2 separate regions of the Homo sapiens genome follow, and region 1 is linked to region 2. Evidence: chromatin loops called from intact Hi-C (ENCODE). Cell type or tissue: PC-9. All regions are shown on one strand. Links, peaks and the distances in the headings refer to the core of each region. The heading gives the core; the rest is flanking DNA.

What was found. Hi-C counts contacts between places; a loop is a spot of excess contacts. Peaks named below come from ENCODE experiments on the same cell type or tissue, not always from the same donor. Only the 100,000 strongest peaks of a DNase experiment are listed, where the experiment ranks them.
Region 1: it touches region 2 in a loop (8-fold over the local background); 6 of 110 quality-filtered maps call a loop at or near these places.

What each region holds. Positions count from the first base shown.
Region 1 is chr3:126,193,859-126,202,558 of GRCh38, forward strand. The region is part of intron 1 of ALDH1L1-AS2 (ALDH1L1 antisense RNA 2); the gene reads left to right. It also overlaps a transcript of ALDH1L1 not described here. Among named protein-coding and RNA genes, the nearest start is that of ALDH1L1, 18 kb to the left of the region's middle. RefSeq lists an enhancer at 4,480-4,529. In PC-9, for the core only: CTCF peaks have their summits at 4,528 (motif pointing left) and 4,729; DNase peaks (open chromatin) are centred at 4,213 and 4,553; H3K4me3 peaks cover 2,224 bases; H3K27ac peaks cover 1,857 bases.
Region 2 is chr3:125,917,708-125,926,407 of GRCh38, forward strand. It overlaps the pseudogene FAM86JP. Among named protein-coding and RNA genes, the nearest start is that of LINC02614, 36 kb to the left of the region's middle. In PC-9, for the core only: CTCF peaks have their summits at 4,222 (motif pointing right) and 4,428; DNase peaks (open chromatin) are centred at 933 and 5,799; H3K27ac peaks cover 330 bases.

The sequences.
Region 1 (8,700 bases), core at 167-8,166, 280 kb after region 2:
GTTCTACTTAGGTTAGCAATTTTATAACCTAGTCAGTCTTTTCATTAAAGTTCCAGGAATTCTTACCCAATTCAAATGATTCTAAAGTTATTAGAAACCTGCACTCCAGAGTGCTTTTTAGGGTCCATTTCATCCTTTCATGAGTCTCCTAAAAGACACCATATTCTAGGATTTTACGTGCTTGTGAAGTTTTCAAAAACTGCATCAGCACTAAGCAATTAACTGTGGAAATGACTTTAAATACTAATAGTCAAAGGCACAATATAAATAGTAATTTGGTTATTTCTGTGGTCTACAGTAACTTAACATAATAACCATAATTATGATTGATAGCATATACTCAGACATATTAGAATTTTAGAAATCCCATACAATTTTAGAATATACATTAGTATCATTCACTAAATGTAATCTGAAGAAGGTTAAACATTATTTCTTTGACAAGGCTTCCTATGTAATAACATATCAAATAATCCTGTTTACCTCTCTTTTGGATGCTTCAGCGGCTCTCTGTAGCATCCCAAAGTTAAGGTCAGAAAAGACTATTTTGAAGCTGAAATTTGATTTTGGAAAGCCTATCAAATATGTTAAAGGTTTAAAACACTTGGTATTATGCTTAATCAGTTTAACCATGAGGTGAGATTCTTATAAACCTTTTATCACCCTCTACAATTTTTGTAAAAGAGCAGATCAGTGCTTCAAGAAAACCATTTGTGCTTTTATTTCAATGTTCGATTTATGGAAAAACTGAATAATACCCCTTTAAATTTAGTCAATATGTTCAAACACAGAATATTTTTACCAGATTAATTTTTAGAAAACTTCCGCAACTTGTTCAGACCCTTAGCTTTTTCTTATCTAATTTGAAACAATCCTTTAGCCCTCTAAACTAGGCAAAAATTTACATTTCCATCCCTTCTTATAATCTTTTACCAAAAACACATTTCACTCTCCTCACATACCTTGCATGTAAAACTATTTTTTAGTAGTTTTAATTATATGTTACAATGGTAACTTTTAGCAACTTTTACTTTTGGTGCATAAATTTCTTTTCATGAATCCTTTCACAATGTACACAGACCATCTACAACATGCTTGGACTTTCTGACTTGTCCTAAACATCCCTCTTTTTAAACAACTAGTTATTTTATTTTAGGACAAAAATTTACCATGCGAGATCCTTTCCTATATAAAATCTCTTTTCTGTATAACCTTCTTTGCATAGCCAAGATGCATGGCTAATTCCACATGTCCCCAGGCCTTATCTAGAATCTAATGTCTCCAAAGTAGGTAAGTTGAACAATTTCAAAAGTCAAAGCAGTTTATAACCTTAAAGCATTTAGCAAATCTAATATCTGACCTGTCTATATTAGACCAAATATCTTTATTTTACCAATAATCTTTAAAGCTGTTTTTATTTCCCAAAGATTACTAAAGTTATATAAACTAAGACATTACAGTTTTTACTTTCCTGACAAAATATTTGATTTAAGCACATATTTTTCTTTAGGCCAATTAATTAGAGCTCTCTTATATAAACATTACACACTCAACACATATATAACTACACAGGCAGAACAAAAGAAGACCCAGTAGTTTCTCAACAGGAGCTGGAGAGGATGTGGAGAAATACGAACACTTTTACACTGTTGGTGGGACTGTAAACTAGTTCAACCATTGTGGAAGACAGTGTGGCAATTCCTCAAGGATCTAGAACTAGAAATACCATTTGACCCAGCCATCCCATTACTGGGTATATACCCAAAGGATTATAAATCATGCTGCTATAAAGGCACATGCACACATATATTTATTGTGGCACTATTCACAATAGCAAAGACTTGGAACCAACCTAAATGTCCATCAATGATAGACTGAATTAAGAAAATGAGGCACATATACACCATGGAATACTATGCAGCCATAAAAAAGGATGAGTTCATGTCCTTTGTAGGGACATGGATGAAGCTGGAAACCATCATTCTCAGCAAACTATCGCAAGGACAAAAAACCAAACACCGCACGTTCTCACTCATAGGTGGGAACCGAACAATGAGAACACTTGGACACAGGAAGGGGAACATCACACACCGGGGCCTGTCATGGGGTGGGGGAAGAGGGGAGGGAAAGCATTAGGAGATATACCTAATGTAAATGACGAGTTAATGGGTGCAGCACACCAACATGGCACATGTATACATATGTAACAAACCTGCACATTGTGCACATGTACCCTAGAACTTAAAGTATAATAAAAAATAAAAAAAAGAAGACCCAGTAGTTTCTATGTCTCTTAATTGGATTACTGGGTTTAGGGTAGAGTCCTTGGAAGGACAGGGCCAGGAAAGCATGCAGTTTCTAGGGCCTAATATAATAAGCAGTCACAGCTGGAAGGCAAAACCGACCTTCAAAAATTAAGGGTCTCATTTTTATACCATTTGGTCTGGTCTAAAGAACAGAGCCTTAGATTTTGAGAGGGATCTATCCATTTCCAATGCCTGGGATTCCATGAAGAAAACAGCTTTTTTTTTTTTTTTTTTCCAAAATGGGGTCTCTGGCACCTCTTATTTTTCCCAAAGAGCCCAAGGCTGTTAGAGCTTGAATATCTGCTTTTAATTAAGCTGAATTTTAACCATAGTGCTCTTTCTAAAAACTCCTTTTAAATTTCTTATTACCTGACTTTAGCCAGGCCAAATGGCCAATATTTCTGGCTTCTGAACTTTACCAATGGTAACCTTACAGATGAAACCAACAAAGCTCAACTAAGGATATGACTTAACCACAAGTGTACTAGGTATTTTCAAAGAGGTGGTAAGCAGTTTTTACAAAACCTGGAATTTTTAAAGGTAGCTCAGAGAAAGGAAGATTTAAGAAGGGAAGCTAGAGGTTGTTCATGGATGGGAAGAAAATCAGGAAGTGGTAAAAGTCACACAGGTGTTAACCAGAAAGTACTCATTCTCTAAGCTTGGAATCAAACCCAGGCCACCAATGTGAAAGGACAAAACCTTAGCTACTGAGCTACAATACTGGGCAGTCTCCATCGCCCTTCCCAGAAGGAGTCTAGAGTAGTTAATTTTGAGCTTGCAAAGCCTTTCAACTACTCAAGATAATTTTTAGAGTTTGCTGTGACATGAACCCTAAAATTCCTATCCCCTGGAAGGCAGAGACCAAGAGAAAGTACCACCACGAAGTTACAAGTTCAAGCTACCAATGACATAAAACAAGATGGAGACCTAATCCAGTTTTTGTTTGTTTGTTTGTTTCAGGGACCTGCTGCAACACAAAAGAAAAAAAATTAATGCACTCTAGTGTATTTGTTGTTTATTTGGAATGTACCACTGTAAGTTATCTTTAGTAACGTTTCGCTGTTTCTGTAAGACTTTGCTGCCTCCCGGGCCTAATGTATAAGCCAGAAGGAACTTGGTTTTCCAGAAATTAAGGATCCCATTTTTACCTAAAACATTGGCTTTACTATCAGGTTTCCTAGATTAACTTAGCCAATGAATTTTTTTTCCCACCTAAACGCACAAGAAAAATGAAACAAAAGAGTAGAATACAAAAATCCCTGAAAATTTTTAAAAGCCAAATTTTACACCCCCTGCAATATTACCATTTATGACCAGTTCCTTTCTGACCCAGTCAGATGTAAGAGTCCTCTAACTGGATCCAAGCCAGTTAATTCCCAGATCAAATCCATTCCTGGACCCAGTCCAGTTTCTGTCATGACTTCCAAACCCAGCTTGGATCAGAAATTTGCTCAAAGAAACTGAGAGCTCAAAACACAAATCCATGGAGCTCCGAAATCCGAGAGAGAATTTACCCACGATCCCCAGCCATTCTGAGAGATCAATGGACACAAATAGGTCCTGCAGTTACCTTGCTTGTTCACTCAGTACTCCTGGGGGTCGCTAGAAGCTGTACTTTGGATCCCGCTTCTGACACCATGTTAAAAGAAAAACTTCAGCCAAATTAAATTTAAAAAAGTTTAATTGAGCAATGAACGATTCACAAATTGGGCAGCCCTCAGAATCACAGCAGATTCAGAGAGACTCCAGGGTTGCCTCGTGGACAGAACAAATTTATAGACAAAAAAAAAAAGGAAGTGACTTGCAGAAATCAGAAGTGAGGTACAGAACAGCTGGATTGGTTACAGCTCGGCGTTTGCCTTATTTGAACACAGTTTGAACACTGAGTGGTGTATGGGTGGTTGAAGTATGGCTGCTGGGATTGGCCAGGACTCAGCGATTGTTACAGGTGCATACTCCTAAGTTAGATTTTCAATCTTGTCCACCTATTAAGTTAGGTTGCAGTTCATCCACAAGGACTCAAACATAGAAGTACAGAGTCCTTCTCAAGCCATATTTAGTTTGCTTTAACAGCTTATTAAAGTGGGGTTTGTGAAAGATAAAGTAGCCCCAATATTCACCAGCATGGTACACGTTCCCTGCTTGTCTTAGCCTCTGTTTCTCATTATTTATCAAAAGGCATCACAGGCAACAGCTAGCTGGAGGGTCCCTCCTGCAGCCAGGCTGATTGTGATCTCATGGACTCCCTCTAGTGGGCAGACCATCCCCGCTGAAAGGAGGAGGCTCCTTGGTAGACTTGGATGACTAGGCAGCCTCTCTCCCAGGGACCTGGCTGTTTGCAATGTAGGCAGACATCTTGGGGTGAAGGGTTTCTTACTCTAGGTTCTTTAGGCTGTGGTTTAAAACAAGGAGAAGATGGTCCCTTTGGCTTTGGCCCCTGTAATTGTTGCAATTGAAAAGACATAAGCTTATTAGCTTTTTGTGCTTTTTCTTATTCTGGAGTCCTTTGAAAATGCTCAGCTAAAGCCACGAATTCAACCATGTCTGTCATTCCCCATCCAAGTTCATGCTTCTTAATGCAACTGCTAAATTCGGGACAACGTTTGTTTATAAATAGAGCAGTTAATGCCATTTTAGTCCCTACAGGAAATTCTCCTTGCTGTCTTTTGAGTGCAGAATGTTTCACAAATAGTGTTTCTAAACCAGCTCTGCAATATGAAATGGGTCCGTCCTTTTTTCACCTGCAAGACTGTCTGACAGATGGATCCTTTTTTTGTGGAGAAGACTTAGGAACTGAATTTAAAAGGTTTTCAGTGTTCTTCCAGCTTGTTGTAGCAAGAAGGTTTTTTAAGGTCTTTAATATCCCCTCGGGTTCTCTCTATTCTGCTGCTTTCATACACCTTTGAGCTTTACCAAGTCCCAAAATCAAGTGAATAAATTGATAAAGTCAGAAGTTCCTGGATCATAAGCTCCTATGGGGATTCTAAATTCCTAGGTAAACATTTGAGGATTTTCTCTTGCATCAGGAAAGTATCTTATGAAGGCTCTAAGTTCAGCTTCAGAGCATGGAGTAAAAGTGGTTACAGCAGGCAGGCCTAGGTGTTCAGAGGGTCTCACTTTGTAAGACAGTTGTCCAACCTCTCCTTTTCATTTTCCTCAAGATGGAAAGGTACTTGAGCAAAACAATCAGTGGACTCAGGGTATTGAAGTAATGGCAAAGACAGCAAGGAGCAGTCAGAGTTAATTCAATTCAATGAGCGGCAGTCCTCCTTCCTCTGGTCCTCAGTTTGCTGATTAAGCTTTTTATTTGTCTCCTGGGAAGAAACCTTTAAGTCAGACACTCTTTGTTTAATCTTTTACATGTTTCTGCATACCAATTAAAAATGCATTCCGTTGTTCTTGTGGGTTTTTTCTCTTTGTATTTCTAATTTTTCCCTGAAAATAAACAATTTTATCTAAATTAAAACTTCTCAGCCAGGCACAGTGGCTCATCCTTGTGATCCAAGCACTTTGGGAGGCTGAGGGGGATGGATCACTTGAGACCAGGAGTTCAAGACAAGCCTGGGCAACAGGGTGAAACCCCATCTCTACAAAAAATACAAAAATTAGCTGGGGGCGGGGGGTGGTGTGCACCTGTAATCTCAGCTACTTGGGAGGCTAAGACAGAATAATCCCTTGAGCCCAGGAGGCAGAGGTTGCAGTGAGCCGAGATCGCACCATTGCACTCCAGTCTGGGTAAAAGGAGTAAAACTCTGTCTCATCAAACAAGCAAACAAACTTCCCCACTGTGGCTGCTGTAACTCTAAATTATTTTTGGTAAGGCTCACCCATTTCTCCAGAAAAGCCCTGATTCTGGGTCCATAGTTCATATACAAGAAATTGACTAGAGTCCCAGATGGGGGAGTTCTAAGCTCCTTGGATCCCAGTGAACCCATGATTCCCTATCTCCTAGGAACCCTACCTACCACACCCAGTTCAGTTTCTTCTTGACCCAGCCAGACATCTGAAACCTCTATAGGATCCAGTCCAGTTTGAAGATTTCTGAACCCAGTCTGGATCAAATTTCTCAAATAAGCTCAGAGAGCTCAGAACCCGAATGAGTGGAGCTCAGAATCCGAGAGGGCTCAATCCACCATCCCCAGTTCCAGGGGATCAGTGGGCACAATGGGCCTGGTGGGTGCCTTTGCTTTGCCACCCCCTGCTCCTGGGGGTCACTATGCTCCTCTTTGAGTTTCTTCACATTCACTGATCTGTTGAAAAGGGAAAACCTCAGGCAAGCTTAAATTTATCAGGTTTATTTAAGGGGAAAAAAACTTGCAAGCTGGGCAGCCCTTAGAACTAGAACAAGTTCAGAGAACTCCTGCCTGCCACATGGTCAGACAGCATTTATGAACAGAAAACCAACATGGAGCAAAAAGAACAACTAAGTTGGCTACAGCTCAGCGTTTTATCTCACTGGGTCGGCTGACTGCCTACTATGACATAAGGCTCAAGCCTTAACTAACCAAACTCAGCTATTTGTTGCCTTAGTATACTCTTAAGGAAATTAGTGACATTTAGCATGAGTGACTCCATATTGGCTTGGTCTGCTGGATGCAGGAGAGGAGCCTGATTCAAATCAATGGCCCCTACAAATGTTACTGAAGAGTTCTAAGGAGGGTTCCTGAGGTGGCTGTGGCCATGAGGGCCCGCTTGAGGCTGAAGATGGGAAGCACACACATTCTTATATTCTCCATTCTCTGCAGTTGGTGTTTGCTTATTCCTGGGCTGGCCACCACCTTTTGTAATTGCTGTAGCTTTTTGCTTTATTTTTCAAATTATGTTATTAAAAATTAACTATGCACTCTTTGACCCAGCCATTCCACTTCTGTGTATTTTACCCAAGAGAAATGAAGATATACATCCACACAAAGACTTGTAGAATGTTCACAGCAGCCTATTCACCATAGTCAAGACCTGAACACAAGTCAAATGCCCACCAATTGGAGAATGAATAAAAAAATTAATACTTTTATACAGTAGAGTATTATTTATTAATAAAAAGGAAGGAATACATGCAGCAATATTATGTTAAGTGACAGAAGCCAGACTCAAAATAGTACATGCTGTGTGACTTTTCTACAGGATGTTTGAGATCAGATAAAACTAATGTATGGTAATAAAAGTCAGCACAGTCACTGGGTGAGGGTGGGGTTGACCGGAAAGCAACCCCAGGATATTTCTTGGTGCAATGAAATGTCCTCTAGCTTGTTCGAGATGGTGGCTGTGCAGGTTGTGAAACTGCCAAAACCCATTAAACACAACATGTAAGATCTGTAAACAGAAATTATTATAAGGTTAAAATTAACTACAAAAGGAATATGTGCTTGGTATAAAACACGAAACAATCCAAAAATGAATAGAGAAAAAGTTAACAACCCACTCACCCTCTTTGGACTTCCCTGAGGCAATTGCTATTACTGTTGTTTGTGTACAGAACTGAAGGCCTGTTACTATCCTGCAAAAACTCTTGTTACTATTCAAGCATCACGCCTGTAATCCTAACACTTTGGGAGGCCAAGGTGGGAGAATCACTTGAAGCCAGGGGTTCAAGACCAGCCTGGGCAAAACAGTCTCTACAGATTTTTTAAAAAATATATTAGCCAGGCATGGCAGCATGCAGCTGTAGTCCTAGCTGCTTAGGAGGCTGAAGCAAGAGTACGGCTTGAGCCCAGGAGTTTGAACCTGGGTGACAGAGTGAGATTCTGTCTCTAAAAACAAAAACAAAATGAAATTGATATTGAAACTTTCAGTTCAAATTTAGGCTTGTAACATTTTATGTAGCTTCTTTGGTCTCAATAAAAAAATAATTTGAAAACAAGAAAGATTCTAAGAAGATAATTAGATAAGTGAAATAATGACATTCAATAGGTTTGAAATATAAAGTTAGAAACACCTTCCAAAAATTAGATTAAAATGATGAATAAATGGAAAATAACATAAAAGATAAAAGGTTTAGAAAATCAACCCATAAAAGATGAAAGGTTTAGAAAATCCACCCATGAATCAACCCAACATTGAACAATAAGTGAAGTCGCATATATTCTAGTTGACTTCCAGTTACTGTATGAAACTTTTTTCATTTATTAGACATGTAGGGAATAGACTGACCACTGAACTGAGACACTCTCAGACAATCACAGCGTTCAATCACAGACAATTGCAGACATTCTCAGACAATCACAGTGTTGTGCCTTCTTAGCTACGGCCCCAGACTCCACCACAGCAGGTGGGAAGTTCAGCCAGTTCCATTTCAGACTTGAAGGGCCAGGACACCCAGATGGCAAAGACTGGCCTCATGCCCACTAAGGATGAGTTGCGAAGCAGACATTCATGAGAAAGGGAAAGGAGAGAT
Region 2 (8,700 bases), core at 309-8,308:
TCCTGTCCCAACCCCTGGCCCTGTGTGACCTTGGGCAAGTGACTACATCTCTCTGTGCTGTTGTTTTCTTATTAATAAAATGGGGGATATAATGATACCTACCTCTTAGGGTTGTTGTCAGGGTTGAGTACAAAAGCCTGTGGATCAGTGCCTGGCTCATGGTAAATGCATGTCGGTGTTAGCTAGTGTTTTTATTCAGTCTCAAAATGTTTAATAAATGCCTTCCGTGAGCCAGGCACCATGGATCAGCAGTACCCATGACAGATGAGGCTCTGCTTGCATGGGAGAGCCAGAGAATAAACAAATAAATAAATAAACAAGAAAAGACCAGATGAGAGTGGCTTTAAAGCCAATAAAACAGGGAAATGGTGAATGGAGCAACTGGGGAGAAAAGTCACCAAAGTCGGGGAATCAGGGAAGCCTTCCCCAAAGAGGTGGCTTTTGAACTGGGGCCTGAGTGGTGAAGCAGCCAGCCATGGGAAGGGCTTGGGGAACAGGATATGCAAAGGCCCTGTGGTGGAAACAAGCCAGCTGTGGTTGAGGAACAACAGCAAGGCAGCCAGTGTGGCTGGAGTGGAGTGAGCAGTGTGGGCCAGGGGTGAGGGAGAACAGGCCAGAGAGAGGGATTAGGACCAGGTCTTGTAAGGCCTTTTACAGCATGGAAGGAGCTCTGAAGCAATGAAGTGCCTTGCCCTGTGTCACATACCAGCTGAGACAGTCTGCCTAACTCGGGAGCCAAAGTTTGCTGCTGGGCTTGAGGCCCCTGTGAGAGGACAATGTAACCCAGGCTGGTATGGGCACATTCTGCATTTCCACTTAAACTCAGATGGCAAGCCCATCAAACCTTGGTGCCATGGCTGCCCTGTTAATTCCTGGCTGACCAGTGCAACCAGGGAGCTGGCCCATGACCCAGGTGGCCGCTAAGTAGCCAGGACTAATGTGGCCAAGAGTCAGTCTTCTAGCCTTCTTCCTGTGACTCATCCAGGTGCACCCTGTGACATCTGAAGGTCAGGCTTTCAGCTGCTGTGGCTTCCACTTCCAACTGGCTCCACGTCCCCAGGGAGAGATCACACAGCGCTTTGCCAACACATTCTATTGCGTGTTTAATGTTCCTGTGAATGCGCCCTTGAGATTTCTCTCTCTCCCGTCCACACAGAGCTTAGAAGCAAAATTAACAGACTCATCAGATTCTGAGCTTCTGCGGGATATTTTGCAGAAGGTAAGAATCCCAGAGTCCCTGGGACTCATGACCCTGTCTCCTGAATCTCTCCGGAAGACCTGAGAGAAGAACCACAGGTGTGCTTGTACCCTTTAAAAACACCCCTGTTCAAAGAACATTGAACATTGAGTCAGCACTGCAGGTGGGTGTTGGCACCTCTGACAGCTCCAGCTCTTTCATTTTCTATCTAAGACTTAGACAAAGACATCAGAATATACAAAAATCTGCATGAGAGGGGGAAATCTAAGGAAAGTTTTTTAAACCATCCACAGCAAAAACAGAGATGACAGGTGCAAAACAGCTTCTAGCATTTGGTAGATGCTCAGAGACTTTCTTTTTTGCATTCATGAGGCCTGTCCTGCCCACTCCTGTCTCTTCTAGACCTAAATGGGCCCTTACTTTGCCCAGGGTGGGGTTTGGACTCAAGAGCATCTGCATGCAGGTGAGAGGCAGGATCACCACCAGGCCCAGCCACAGCCTGACCTTGGCCTTGAGGGCCAAGTGCAGATCACCCTGCATCCTGGGTCTTCACCTGTGAAGGGCCATGAGCCCTTCTGAAAAGACAAAGCAGTAGACTCCGTCCCAGAAAGAAGTGCACCAGAAGAATACATTTTCCATACAAACTCTGGAGGCAGACATTCTCCACCCCCACCCAACCAGCCCATCCTAGGAGCCCCAGTGAAGAATTCCTGTGCTAGAGGTGAACCAAGATTATCCATGTGGAAAAGATGCAGCCACAGCAGGGAAGACTTTCGGGGCAATACAGTAGGTCAGGGCTTCGAGCATGGAGATACCTGAAGTTATCTCGCACCCTGCTCTGAGTTGCACCCTTAGCCTCACTCTTGTAGGTGGTGAAGCATGAAATGTAGGGATAGCTGCTTTCAAACCCAGCACAAGGCTGGGTGCACTGGCTCACACCTGTAATCCCAGGACTTTGGGAAGCTGAGGTGGACGGATCACCTGAGGTCAGGACTTCAAGACCGGCCTAGCCAACATGGCAAAAACCCATCTCTACTAAAAATACAAAAATTAGCTGGGCGTGGTGGTGCACGCCTATATTCCCAGCTACTTGGGAGGCTGAGGCAGGAGAATCGCTTGAACCCAGGAGGCAGAGGCTGCGGTGAGCCTTGATCAGGCCACTGCACTCCAGCCTGGGCAACAGAGCGAGACTCTGTGTCAGAAAAAATGAAAAACCAGCACCAGCCTGAAGAGCCTGTGTATTGTGTGGGGTACTTTGCTGCCCTTGGGCAGAATCTGCATCCCTCCCGGCCAGCAGGCACTGCGGACTGTCTCCTCCCTCTCCCTCCAGGCTCCTGTTTTCCCACCGTCCCCACTCCTGCTGCACCAGTCCCTCTGCCCTCCTTTCCAAGTGCCAGCCCGTGGCCACCTCAGAGCTTGCACCAGCTGTTGCCACTGCCTGGAACTTGCTCATCCTGCACTTGGCTTCTCTTGGCTTTAGCTGGAGTGTCACCCTGAGCGTCCCCTCCCCTCCATCCTGTCCCCAGGGACACACACTCCCAGAGAGCAGTTGCCGAGTGGGCCTTCCCGCCTCTTCCATAGAGCCAGACAGTTGGCGACTGTCCTTACTGCAAGCCCTGGTTCACACTGGCTCCCCTGGGAGGGAGGTGGTTTGGGCCCACGTGCCCTGTGTTCCCGCTCAGAATGGGCATTAGAAATGCTGCCACAGCCTGTGCCACTGCAGTGGAAGCATTTTTAGGAAACGGGTTATATCTTCAGACAAACTTCAGATGCATGGGGCCAGAATGCTGTGTCCATCTACATACATCTTTGCTGAGAGATGGGGTAGCCTGGAGTTTGCCCTCTGTTGTGTTGGCTTGAAGCTCATAGGAGACTTAAGACGGGCTCTCGAGCAACCAATGTTCTGTCCTTTGCTGTAGACTGTGAAGCATCCTGTGTGTGTGACGCACCCGCCGTCAGTCAAGTATGCCCGGTGCTTTCTCTCAGAACTCATCAAAAAGGTCAGTTATGGGCAGTGTCTGCCCAGTAGCCAGACAGCATAGCCACCTGCGTGCTAGAGCCCCCATCCTTCCCAGGCCCTGGGCCTGCTTTGCAAACCCCAGCATGGCAGGGGCCTCCCCAGGCGACTGGCTGCAGCCACGTGTGACCCATGGGAGACAGTGCAGGGCGGGAAGAAGGGGAGGTCAGCGTCTCTCCCTCACTCTGCCTCCTGGGGTTTCCGCAGCAGCTGCTTCTCTGGGGCCCCAGCTCCCAGCATATGGATTCTCATTCCTACCAGGCTGGCCCAGCCCACAGCACTGGAACCCTCACCCACACCCTCTGTCCTGCCCGCCGAAGGGTTTGGAGTTTCCTGCTCTTGTCTGTCTCTGGGTTGCCCCATGGGCCCCTCTTGGAAGGTTTAGCTCTTGCCATACCTTTGGAACTAGTTCCTCTGGTGAATTCTCTGCATTGATCCTGCTAGAATGAGCTCTTTCCTGACTGATACAGGATGGATTTTATTTTTTACTTCTTTATTTTTTTGAGACAGTCTCACTGTGTTGCCCAGGCTGGATTACCGTAGCACAGTCTCGGCTCCCTGAAACCTCTGCCTCCTGGGTTCAAGCAACTGTCGTGCCTAGCCTCCTAAGAAGCTGGGACTACAGGCACATGCCACCATGCCTGGCTAATTTTTGTATTTTTAGTAGAGACAGAGTTTCACCATTTTGGCCAGGCTGGTCTCGAACTCCTGACCTCAGGTGGTCCGCCTGCCTCGGCCTCCCATTGTGCTGGGATTACAGGCATGAGCCACCGCACCTGGCCTAGGGTGGATTTTAAAGATGGGCCCAAACATGCAGGGTTCGACATAAGGATGTCGAGAGGCCGTTCCTCAGTAGGCAGTAGCAGACCTGCTGAGTGAAAGGGCCACACTTTTAGCAAATAAACAATCCCCTGCTTCTCCAATACCTGCTTTCTCCCTAGTCCTCCCCAAAAGGGTGCATCTGTGGTCACCAGCAGGTCTGCCCTGTGCCACCAGGAGAGGGCAGCAGTCACCCAGTATACCCTGCTGCTGCCCTGTGAATTTTAGGATGGGGCCAGCCCTGGAGAAGCAGCCTGCTGACAGCCACAGCCTGCAGCATGGGCCGCCCTCACAGTTCTGCCTGGGCTCACTTAAAAGCACCTTTTGTTTTCCTGCTCTCTGTCATGGTCATGTGGCAGCTCTCACGGAATCCTTGTCTCCTGCCCTAAACTACACCTAACTCTACCCTCTCAACACCTCTCATTGAAGGCCCTCCCATCCAGGTTTCCCTACCAAGTGAATTTTTTTTTTAGAGACAAGGTCTCTTGCCCAGGCTGTCCTCGAACTCCTGGGCTCAAGCAGTCCTCCCATGTCAGCCTCTAGAGTAGCTGGGACTATTCGGCACACACCACCACGCCCAACGAAGTGAATATTTTATATGCCAGCTGGCCGGTATTACACCATTCCATCCCAAATCTCCCCTCCAAACTTGGTGAAAATCATCTGGCCATTTTTACAGATTAGAACGAAAGCAAACAAGCTCTCACTCTGTCTGCCCCCAGCACGAGGCTGTCCACACGGAGCCTTTGGACGAGCTGTATGAGGTGCTGGTGGAGACCCTGATGGCCAAGGAGTCCACTCAGGGCCACTGGAGCTATTTGCTGGTATGAGAAGGGTACCCTCCTCCCCCTCACAGCCCAGATACCCTTCCTGCACAGACAAAGTGAAAACGTGGGTGTGGGTTCAAATCCTGACTCACCCATTCTGCAGTCTTAGACATGAGGTCCATCAACCTTCTTTAGCCTCAGTTTCCCTGTCTGTAAATCAAGCACTGCAACAACAACAGCATGTCTCATGGGGTCGTTGGGCATTTGTCCAATAGGTGACACACTCTACCTGCTTCACAAGGACCTGGTGCCCAGTCCTCAAAGAATACTTGGCAGGTTCAGGCGTGATGGCTCATGCCTGTAATCCCAGCACTTTGGGAGGCTGAGGCGGGTGGATCACCTGAGGTCAGGAGTTTGAGACCAGCCTGGCCAACATGGTGAAACTCTGTCTTTACTAAAAATACAAAAATTAGCGGGGTGTGGTAGTGGGCGCCTGTAATCCCAGCTACTCGGGAGGCTGAGGCAGGAGAACCTCTTGAAACCGGGAGGTGGAGGTTGTAGTGAGCCAAGATCGCGCCATTGCACTCCTGCCTGGGCAAAGAGAGTGAAACTCTGTCTAAAAAAAAAGTAGAAAAATTAGCCAGACATGGTGGCACATGTCTGTAGTCGTACCTACTTGGGCGGCTGAGGCAGGAGAATTGCTTGAACCCAGGAGGCAGAGGTTGCAGTGAGCCAAGATTGTGCCACTGACTCCAGCCTGGGGAACAGAGCTCAAAAAAAATAAGATAAAACATAGATACAGAAAACCACAAAGGAAAAACATAGCATATTGAATCATCACAAGGCAGCCACCCCTTCATAGCCACACCTGGCCCCTGGCCACCACTGACCTGTGCTCCATCGCCAGAATTCCATTGTCTCAGGAATGTTCAATGAATGGAATCCTGTGTGGCCTGAGGTGAGTGTCTTTCATGCCACGTGACACCCTTGAGGCCTGTACAAGCTGTTGGCATGTCAACAGTTAGCTGCTTCTCATTGCTGAGTGGCGATTGGTCCTGTCATGGTTTATTCAGCCATGTGGTGGATGGCTACTTGTCTTCTAAGCCACTTGCCTTCTGATTGCTGGAATGACTCTCTCGCCCTCTCTTGGTGCAGCCCTCAGGAGGCTCAGTCACACTCTCCTAGAGCACAGCCATCATCTCCCAGGCATCACAGGCCTGGTCACATGGGATGCTACCCTCTACCTTGCAGAATGGGCCATCGAGAACCCGGCAGCCTTCACTCATAGGTGACCTTGGGGTGCAGGGCAGGGGACCGAGGCAGGCTTACCCTGGTGCAGTCGCAGACATGGTCCCCTTTCCTCCCGCCAGGACTGTCCTAGAGCTTGGCAGTGGTGCTGGCCTCACAGCCCTGGCCATCTGCAAGATGTGCCGCCCCCGGGCATACATCTTCAGCGACTGTCACAGCCGGGTCCTCAAACAGCTCCGAGGGAATGTCCTTCTCAATGGCCTCTCATTAGAGGCAGACATCACTGCCAACTTAGCCCCAGAGTGACAGTGGCCCAGCTGGACTGGGACATCGCGATGGTCCATCAGCTCTCTGCCATCCAGCCAGATGTTGTCATTGCAGCAGGTAATGCCCAGCCCCGGGCACCCTGTGCAGGCGGTGTCCTTGCAGCTCTACCCAGCTCTTGGCTCTGGGAAAAGGGAACAATGGATGCTATCGGGCATGGACATGATGGAACTTCCAGAAGAGTTACTCTGGGCCTCCAGGGTGACATCAAAGGACAGGGGTGCCTCTTAAGGTGACCTTCAAGCCACAGCCCTCTTGTTGGAGACAGGCATACTCCCGTTACAGTCGTCACCACATGGCTCTGTCCCAGAGCCATGCTTGTGTCTTTCAGAGACCACAGGAGGAAAACAACCACTTCTGGGATGAGGACAGGGCCCTTGAGAGAAGGTGGTGTTTGGCTGGGCCGCCAAAAACCCCTCGCCCCTGCCAGCACACTCAGTCTCCTCTCTGGTCGAACAGAGCTGTGCCTGTTGTCCTGGGTCCCAGCCCTGAAAACCACAGGTCCAGCGGTGGCCAGGGACACAGGCCCACCCCTGCAAGCCAGCAGACAAATCGGCAGACGCCTGAAACACGAAGTTCATGGCAGGGTCAGGCTTTGTGTCATTCACAGCCCTCTAGATAGGCTGAGAACCAGAGCTCGTTTTTTAAGGAACACCAGTGAGTCTGGAGATTTTTTTCTTTTGCTTCGGTCTTTTGCAGCTTTCTCTACTAAGGGTTCTCCTTTTTCACCCAAGTAATTGCCTTTCCATCTAATGGCCAAAATGGTCAAATGGCATCTAATAGTCTCATATGACCACTGCCTCTCTGGCTCGCCCTGCTGCTGAGGTCAGCATGACCTGGGACTGTCCGCTGGTCCCTTTCAGTAACCTGAAACTTTCACCGTAGACGTGCTGTATTGCCCAGAAGCCATCGTGTTGCTGGTCGGGGTCCTGCTGAGGCTGGCTGCCTGCCGGGAGCACCAGCGGGCTCCTGAGGTCTATGTGGCCTTTACTGTCCGCAACCCAGAGACATGCCAGCTGTTCACCACCGAGCTAGGTGAGCCCCCATGCCCACCCGGGCCTGCATGGTCCCCGAGCTGTCCCTGCGGGACTCCAGTGGAAGTGAAAGAACTGGGGGCTGGGGAAAAGCTAGGATGCCCCACACTCCCACACCATGCGGGGAACTAGGGCAGAGGCCGGTGAGCAGGGTGGGCTCGGGGCTGGGGGCTTGTGGCAGGAGGAGGGCAGCTCAGCACAGGGAGGGAGGATCTGAGCCCAGCAGCCCTACTGTGTGCTTCAGAGCAGGGTTCCCTAAGCCCTTGGGCCTCAGTTTCCTCATCTATAAAATGGAGGTGGTGGGAGGGGCAGTCGGGGTCAGGGCTGGACACAGCTGTGGCCTGCAGGACGCTGGAACACAGGCTGTACGGGCGGATCCACCATGCCACTGTCCTGAGCACCCAGTTGATGGAAGACGAGCAGGGTGACTATAGAGAAGGGGAATTGACCCCGTAGTGGGCCAGCCACTGTCCTCAGACCTGACATTTGTCAGCCCCCAGCACCTGTGAGAGTGTGCTATCATTGTCCCATCTCACCGACAAAGACACTAGGACACACAGAGGCTAAGCAACCCCCGAGCTCCCACAGACTGCAGCCCGGCCACCTGGCTCTCGTGCCTCCACACTACACCCAAGCCCCCCATTGCCACCAGCCTTTGCCCCAGCTCCCCCTGAGCACAGCCCCTCCTGGCAGCCATGTGCACAGATGCACGCGCAGGAGCCTCTGCCTGCACACACAGACACGGGTCCAATGCCTGTCCACGTGGGGCAGCCCGTTAACTACAGAGCCAACAAACAAGCCAGCACACGAAGACACACTAGGTTCCATGACAGAGTCCCTCACAACCTCGCACAGGAGGCTGGCCGGGCGCGGGGCTCAGGCCTGTCATCCCAGCAGTTTAGGAGGCTAAGGCAGGAGGACTTCTTGACACCAGGAGTTCAAGACCAACCTGGGCAATATAGTGGGACCCCATCTCCACAAAACATACAGAAACTAGCCGGGCATGGTTGCGCACACCTGTAGTCCCAGCTACTCGGGAGGCTGAGGTGGGAGGATGGCTTGAGCCCAGGAGGTGGAGGCTGCAGTGAGCCCTGATCTCACCACTGCACTCTAGCCTAGGCAACAGAGCAAGACCCTGTCTCAAAAAGGCAAAAAAAAAAAAAAAAAAAGGAAGTTTTTCTTCAGATACTTACGTGAAAAAATACCTGCAATATCTTTTAAGTGAAAAAAACAGTGCCAAGCAGCACACATAGTAGAAGCCCCCACCCACCTTTTTTTTTTTTTTTTTTTTTT